2 separate regions of the Homo sapiens genome follow, and region 1 is linked to region 2. Evidence: read pairs that join two places in POLR2A ChIA-PET (ENCODE). Cell type or tissue: HepG2. All regions are shown on one strand. Each heading gives the region's core, and the rest is flanking DNA. Links, peaks and the distances in the headings are about the cores only.

What was found. Peaks named below come from ENCODE experiments on the same cell type or tissue, not always from the same donor. Only the 100,000 strongest peaks of a DNase experiment are listed, where the experiment ranks them.
Region 1: POLR2A ChIA-PET joins it to region 2 with 11 read pairs; 1 of 35 experiments calls an interaction of 5 or more read pairs at or near these places.

Annotation. Positions count from the first base shown.
Region 1 is chr2:83,065,355-83,069,775 of GRCh38, forward strand. No RefSeq gene overlaps it. Among named protein-coding and RNA genes, the nearest start is that of LINC01809, 460 kb to the right of the region's middle. In HepG2, for the core only: no CTCF peak of the experiment used is centred there; a DNase peak (open chromatin) is centred at 2,777.
Region 2 is chr2:84,298,367-84,302,787 of GRCh38, forward strand. All of the region lies in intron 1 of LOC107985905 (a long non-coding RNA gene), which reads right to left. Among named protein-coding and RNA genes, the nearest start is that of SUCLG1, 160 kb to the right of the region's middle. In HepG2, for the core only: no CTCF peak of the experiment used is centred there; a DNase peak (open chromatin) is centred at 2,105.

The DNA.
Region 1 (4,421 bases), core at 1,259-3,758, 1.2 Mb before region 2:
GAAGTTACTATCACTGAAAATTTCTAAATTTTCCAGAAAGAAATATTCAAATGTTTCTCCCTGAGACAAGAGACAATATCCACCATTCTATCAAAAATACATTAAATCATACTGTGATAATGATTTTAGCATAAAAGATATATCCTAATGAATTTAAGCTCATAGGTCCTTTAGACATTAAACTGATTTGCTCTGGAGGCATCCAGTGTATCTTTTCCCTGGCAGACATGTAGCCTGCATTTTCCAGTCTTCCTTACAGTTAGATTGGCCATACTACTATGTTCTTACCAATGGAATGTGGGCAAAAATGATGTATGCCACATGCAGGCCTGATACATAAAAACTTCTCTCATGATCCTCAGCTCTCTTCTGTCATGATCCTCAGCACCCTTTGACCAGTTGGATATGAATGCTCTAGGTGACTTTGGGAGCCTTGCCATGAAGTCTACAATCAGTATATAATGGCATAGAGTGCAGCCTTGTATTTCCCATTCCACACCACCTCCCTTGAACAGAAAATGAGCTTCTATTGTGTGAAGCCATTAAAATATTGATGTTTGGCTAGGCATGGTGGCTCACATCTGTTAACACCCAGCACTCTGGGAGGCCGAGGTTGGGCAGATCACTTGAGCCTAGGAGTAAGCCTGGCAACATGGGAAAACCCTGTCTCTACTAAGAAAATATACAAAAATTAGCCAGGCATGGTGGTGTGCACCTGAGTCCTAACTACTCACTGAGTCCTAACTACTCGGGAGGCTGAGGTGGGAGGTTTGCTTGAGCCTGGGAGGTGGAGGTTGCAACAAGTCGCAATCATGCCACTACACTCCGGCCTAGATAACAGACTTAGACTCTGCCTCCAAAAAAACAAAACAAAAAAAGTTGGTGTTTATCTGCTACAGCACCTTATTTACATTACGAATATTCTCATAGATTGATTAGCCTTCTAGCATGGTTGAAACCAAGACAATTGTTCTCCTTTTTCCTTCCTCTAGCATCACTGATTTTATGCCTTGAGTTTGGCATCATTAACCTGGATAGCTAATGAACCAACCATTGTGTTCATTATGAGAACATAATTTTGCTCGAGGCAGTTACAGGGTTTGGATGTTAGTATGGGCTATGATCTTTAGTGGTCTCTGATATTTTGGATTATTTCATAGAAGAACCTCTGAAAGTCTAGATCAACATCTGAAGACCTACTAGGAACATATCTACTCTATAAAAGGGGGCCTTGGTTAAAGCTGTGGAAGAAGCACCATGTCCGCACAGGCATTGGAATGAGACTACTCTGGCTGAAACAAGAAAGAATAGTAAATAGAGAAGGATAAACTCATAATTTATTTGATTACAATTCTTTAGACTTTAATTTTCATGTTTATTTGTACATTGGCTTTTAATTTTTCCGTAGGGTATGCTGATAAATCTGAATTATATTTGAAATTGAGCTTTCCATATGTTGCTGTATATTAGACAATACTGCCCTTTCATCTATTTGCAAATCATTGAATAAATTCTTTTGGATATCATAACATACATAATGGTGGGTGTATTTGCTCATTTTCACACTTCTATAAAACACTTCCCCAGACCAGTTAATTTATAAAGAAAAGAGGTTTAATTGACTCATAGGTCAGCATGGCTAGGGAGGCCTCAGGAAACTTAGAATCATGGCAGAAGGTAAAGGGGAAGCAAGGCACCTTCTTCACAAGGTGGCAGGAAAGAGAAGTGTCGAATGAATGGGGAAAAGCCCCTTAGAAAACATCAGATCTTGTGAGAACTCACTCACTGTCACAAGAACAGCATGGGGTAAACTACCCCCATGATTCAATTACCTCCACCTGGTCTCTCCCTTGACATCTGAGGATTATGGGGTTTATGGAAATGACAATTCAAGATGAGATTGTGATGGGGACACAAAGCCTAACCACATCAGTAGGGAATTGAATAAGAAGTTAAGTTTTAACCTTGAGAACAGAGTAAACCAGAATTAGTTAAATTTAATAGGCTTTAATAAACAATTTCAGAACCTTGTAGTGAAGGCTAAACTAAGCATTGGTTAGGCCCAGGATGGCACCAAGAGGAACAATAACTGGTCTAAGAGAAAAAGCCTTGGTGTGTTGACAGAAGGACCATAGTAATAGATCACCTGTCAGTCAAAAGGTGATACTTTGTCCCTCTTTTCTCTGATTTCTGCATTTATTGATCAATTGATTCTAAACCCTGTAAAGGAAGAAGAATGTCATTTCCTAAAACCATAAAATCCCATATTTTACTATGTGCCAGTAACTCTTCTTTGAGAAACATACAGATATGTGATAAACGGGAACTAAGAAAGAATAAAATCTATTATGTATACCAGTTCAGACAGGAGAAAACAAGAGACATCTATTTTCATTCCTATACCACTAACTAGTGGGTGAATATGAGCTAAGCATCAATTTTCCAGCAATCAATATGCACCAAACTTGCATTTTCCTTTATTTTCAGCAAGACAGCCTTAACATTCCTCTCAGTTGGGCTAAACTTGGGACAGGTTTATTTCTGATGATGAGCCCCTGATATCCTTTTTCTTAGAGTATTTATTTTAGAAAACTGGCAGTTATAAATCCTTCCTCTTCCCCATTGAGATATGTCTTCTCCCAGCCTCTTACCCGTTTTACAACCCAGAAATGCCTTTCTCAAGGACCTGGCAGCCATCCCTTTGAAATGTAATCATTAACTAAGATAGCTCTCCTAACCTCTGTCTCTTTGGGAGAGTAGGAGCCTAACTTCAATACTGCCAACTGGCAAATACAGATGGCCTAATCACTTGGACTTTCTTCTCCATAATGTCCTCCAGTTTTTTTTCCACTAGCTCAACCCAGTACTTAAACAAAAAACAAACAAATAATACTTTGTCTTTTATTTCACTGGAAGTGAGTTTACTCTCTTTCCCTATGGTAACATTCCTAATTCCTATTGCAATAGTCTTAAAGAAAAAATTCTCCTTACCTGTTTAACCCTGACTGGTGTAATTTCTCTTTGATATCCTCATTTATACTCTTCACTTGTGAAAATCCATGACCAAAGTGACACATTTGTTGTATTATGTTTCATGAAAGCTATTGTGAACTTTGTGAGATTCTTTGTTTAATAAAGTATACCAAAATCAGATGAGTATAACACTAGCTTGCTCAACCTGTGGCTCATGGGCTACATCTGACCCAGGATAGCTTTGAATGCATCCCAACACAAACACGTGACCCAGGATAGCTTTGAATGCATCCCAACACAAACTCGTCAACTTTCTTAACGCATTATGAGTATTGTGCGATTTTTTTCTTTTTTTAGTTCATTAGCTACAATTAGTGTTAGTGTATTTTATGTGGGGCTCAAGACAATTCTTCTACTTCCAATGTGGCCCACAGAAGCCAAAATATTGGTCATCCTTGGTATAGCAGATTGAAACTATATATAAGTCAGTTCATGAAGAGAAGTCACATAGGAATCAGGACTTCCCATTGCTTTTCTCATGACGTGTTACCTTACTTAATTTCTTAAGATCAGTCTTGTGGTCTGTATGCAATCCCTTGTGATATGTTCATGAATCAGGAGAGTGGAATGAATATCATATATTATCTCTAGTATCAAATACCCAAACTAAGGAGAAGGCAGAGATTTCATAACAGAGTTTTAATCTATAGCTGCCAAAGGGATTGAATGTTGTATCTGTTACTAGGTTAATCATATATTTATTTCCACAGTTTTCAGCTTTATTATCACAAATGTTTGTGTAAACTAGGGAAGAAATTACGATAAAATATTATGTTGAAAAAATACTTTATATGTAAACTAGTGTAATCTTTTCATGTTATATTTAAAGAGACAGATGATTCACCATAATTCTTATCTTCTTTGCTTTGAACATAAAAGATGGTAAATGAATATTTGTTATATAAAAATAAGTTCATAAAAATAATGTTATGAGTCGTTTAGTCCTATAAAGAATGAGACTACTCTGGCTGAAACAAGAAAGCTGGCATAAAGAAAGTTCACATGCCAGCTTCCTGATTTGATGTCACCAATTATGAATATTTATTATGAAACTTAGTTGAAATTGTTTTTATTCATTTACTTATTTAATAAATATATATAATGAACTTAGTTTCCTTCCAGAAATTATTCTCAGGCCTGGAGATAGACAGATAAACAAAAATAACTAGGTTAATAAAAACCTTAGCCCTCATGGGCTTTATATGTTAGTACCAGTAGAGAGATGATAACAAGGAAGTAAAATATGTGATATCTGGTTTTGTGAGTTAATAAAAAGAAAATATTTCCTAACACTGGAGTTTAAAGAAGAATGGATTGCATCCTGCCGAATATGCCCAGCTAAAGTATATATTGTTTTTACTATTAAGAAGTACCATTCTTTTCAGGAA
Region 2 (4,421 bases), core at 830-3,329:
AGCACCATGTTCTTGAGCACTGGCTTGGAGGCCGCCTGCGTTTCGGTCATGGCTCAGATGTTCACTAGCTGTGTGACTCTGAGAGTCTGCTTTACTTCTCTGTGCCTCTCTCCCAGCTGTAATAGTACCCACCAGAGCACTTTTCTGAGAGTTAAATGAATTAATATGTAAAAGCGCTAGAAGAAAGAATGTCTGGCACACACTTAATGCTTTATAGGACTTAGCTACGTCTTTTTTCTGCCCTTAATGTTTCTCCTCGGCTTACTCAGACCCAATGATCGTGCTTGCCATGCCCTAACAACAGCCAAGAAACATGACCCCATGGAAGCTGTGTGCTGTCGTGATCAATATTCTGCCTGAAGAGTTTCTTTTCACCATATAATTTTCTTGCATGTGTCAGTATTTATATGCTTCACTTGCCATCTGCAGGCACCTCAGCCTTCTAAGAAAACGTGCCTAGTTCTGTCGACTTTAAGATCAGAGAGATGTGGAATTCAGTTCTCCCCAGATATTTCTTATGCTCCCCGGGAAGTAAAATAGCTCTGAAAGTGGTGGAAAAGAGAAACATTTCTCAACTTTCATTCAACTGGGATGTACATTTCTGGGGACACTGCATGATCTGTCTGTCTTTTTCCTGTTACTGGGTGACACCTTTAAGGCACCAAAAGTAGCTTCAAGCCAGAAAAGGAAAGAAACCAACATTTGTTGAGAGATTTCTAAGTTATAGTAAGTGCTTTACATATGTTATTTAAGCTACCCAATAAGTGAGAGAGGGAGGTAACTAATATGCAGAAGAGTCAGAAATTCTGTATTCAGAACAAAGTCCTTCTACTTTCCAGATGAAAGCTCTTTACAGCAGGCAGCCTCCCAAGAGGCACCATCTAGTAGACTTAGAATCATTCTGGCCTTCTTGAATGCCCCACGTATTTTAGACTTTTTTCTATTTTGTCATCTCATCTGCATCCTGCTCCCTCCTTGCGCTAGCCCTTGGTTGTGCTTTCAGCACAAAAACCTGTTCTCCCAGTGAATGCCGGCACCTGCAGCTGACCACCCACCATGAATCTTAGACTGGACCCCCTCTGCAAAATCTCATGCTAGCAGCTGCCCCTGTGGACTCTCTCTTAGGAATGGCAGCATATGAAGTTTCTCTTCTCTTACAGACATGTTTATACAGGTCAGTTTCTATGTCATTGTGCCTGTATATACATGTAAGCAAGGATGGGCATGTAACAGTAATGACTTGATTAATGAGAATGATCATTATATATAGTTATGCAATGAAACATGTATGATTCAAGTGAACACATAACATAAAATTTCATGTAACCTAACTGGTATTAACTTATATGAATCCTTCTAGTAAGTTGAAGTCCATTTTTAGAGTAATACAAGTAACAGGACATGAGCTATTATTTTTAAGAATTTACTCAAATGAGCAACTTCTAGGTTGAGTCTCTAAAGAACCTACTGGGGTTAAGCTCTCCGACACAGCAGCCCTGATTCAGTATTCTCTGCAGATCTCAGGGTGCATAACACAGGTCTGGCATCCACAATGAGATCTTCAATGAATGCTTGTTGTGTATAAATAGATGAAAGAATGGATTGGATCCATTGACACGCAGCCCAATCATCTTTCCACAGCCAGCTCCAGCCCTGTACCAATAATCACTAGGAATAAGAATTAGTACCCTGAGGCTGTCTAGAAGCCAGTCATCAGGTTCAGTCTTGCAAGCTAACTTAGACTTAATTAGGCAGAAACATTGACTCAAGCATCTCAAATTATTTAAACAGCAAGAGTTCAGATTGGCATCTTTCTTCACAACCCGTAATACAGGGCTTCGCAGGCAGCAAACGTTCAATAAATACTAACTGATTACACTTCAGAAATCTAGATAATTCTATTAACCAAATTCCTCCTTTGCTGTATGTGTATCCATTAATCAAGGTAAACATCCAAAGACACACATCTGTGTGTCCATCTTACCGCCTCCACCAAATTCCTCCTTTGCTGTATGTGTATCCATTAATCAAGGTAAACATCCAAAGACACACATCTGTGTGTCCGTCTTACCGCCTCCACCAAATTCCTCCTTTGCTGTATGTGTATCCATTAATCAAGGTAAACATCCAAAGACACACATCTGTGTGTCCATCCCACCGCCTCCACCAAATTCCTCCTTTGCTGTATGTGTATCCATTAATCAAGGTAAACATCCAAAGACACACATCTGTGTGTCCATCCCACCGCCTCCACTGACCTCTGCCTTCACTGTCTGCATGTGTGGGCTGGCTGCTAAGGGACCAGATTTAATTATCAGATTTTAAGCACATTCCTTCTCTCCAAATTATGTGAGTTTGTTTTTCTATTTGAGAGTTTGGCAAAAGCTATATTCCCACCCTGTCACTTACTCAAGAGGAAATGTGTTACTCTTAGCAAGAGGACATCTCCCACAGTAGGAATCCAACAGCGTCTGCAGAGGTGGTCCCAGCTTGCGGCAGCCTCTACGGATTGCCAAACTCCCACCTCAGGCTGCCCCTACTTGCCTTTTGCAGTGAGCCTCCAGAAAATGTTCAGACGGCCCCAGCAAACAGCCAGAAAAGGCATGGTACTTGGATAGGAAGGTGACATAGGGACCTCAACTCCCTAAATTGCTTTATGGTTTTTGCAGACCTGGAAGGGTATTTCTCAGAATGATTCCTGGCTACTTAATTGTTGGTCAGTCCAAGCACGTTGCTATCACTTCTTCAACTACCAGTAGGCAAGGAGTCGATGGTAAAATAAGCTAGTGCTTAGACTTTAAGCAATGATTAGACAGAATTATATCCCCCCCAAATTTTATGTGTTGAAACTCTAACCCCCAGTACCTCAGACTGTACAGACTATATTTGGAGGCAGCATCTTTTAAAAGGTAATTAAGGTAAGTTGAGTTCATATAGGTGGGACCTAATACAGTATGACTGGTGTCCTTATAAGAAGAAGAGATTAGGATACCAAATGACACAGAGAAAGGACCGTGTGAAGACACTGGAAGAAGACAGACATCTACAAGCCAAGGAGAGAGGTCTTAGAAGAAGCCAACTTGACTGACATCTGGATCTCAGACTTGCAACCTCCAGAACTATGAAAAAATTAATTTCTGTTATTTAAGCCTGTGGCAGTTTGTTATGGCAGCCCAAGCACACTAATCCAGGCAGCAAAGAGCCTGAGATAAACTGTGACCATTTGCCACAATGGTCAACATCTTAAATGGTCACTGGAGGCAAATTGTCACAACTATTGAAGAATAGAGGACATTCAGGGGACAATGCACCCCTGTTCTTTATGTTAACTCATTACCAATATCTCTGTATCCATTCTCTACCCCTACATAACAAACCACCTAAAACTTCGCAGCGTAACACAATCACCATTTATTTGCTCACAACTCTGGGCCAACAATTTGGGCTGGAGCATCTGGGCAGCACTTCTGCTGCTGTCTCTAGAGGCCATTCACATGGATGCAGCCACCTGGCGCTTGTCTCAGGGAGAGATGCTAGAAGATGGCCTGGTTCACATGCCTGGAAATTGGTGCCGGCTGCTCGCTGCAGTGCCTTCATTCTCATGCTCCAGCATGCTGGGCAGAATTGCTTTCCATGGTGGTCTCGGGTCAGCAATCCAAAAGGGCAATTGCAGAAACCCTAAGACTTTTTGAGGCTGAGATTCAGAAGTCTCACAATATCACTTCAACACATTCATTTGGGTAAAGTAAGTCACATGGTATCTTAGTGCACTTATCATTATTATAACAGAATACTACAGACTGGGTAATTTATAAAGAAAAGAAACGTATTTCTTATAATTTTGGAGGCTGAGAAGTTCAAGGGCCCTGCATCTGGCAAGGGCCTTCTTGCTGCATCATCCTATGGCAGAAGCCAGAAGGACAAGAGAGCACCGAGGAGAGAGAGTAAGAAAAAGGCAGTCAAATTTGCTTTTATAACAAAGCCATTCCCAAGATAGCAAAGCCACTCTCAAAATAATTAATCCACTCCTGCAACAATGACATTAATTCAGTCATGCGGGTAGAGCCCTCCTGACCCAATCACCTCTTATTAAGCCCCACCTTCCAACACTACTGCATTAAGGATTACGTTTCCAACACATGAACTTTGGGGGACATAGTCAGACCATCACACAGGGCCAGATTCAACTAGAGGAGAATTAAACCCACTTTTTCATGGGAGGAGCAGTAAAGTCACAGTGCCAGGGTGTATGTGTACAGGATGGGAGGAATAGTTGCAGCCATCTTTATAAACAGGTCACTACACTCTCTTTCTATCATCAGGATCATTTCACTGATTACAAGCCAGGTGCACGCCCTGTCCCAGGCATTTAGAAGAACAGGGGCCAGACTTACATGTGTGAGTATGCCTTAATGATTGCA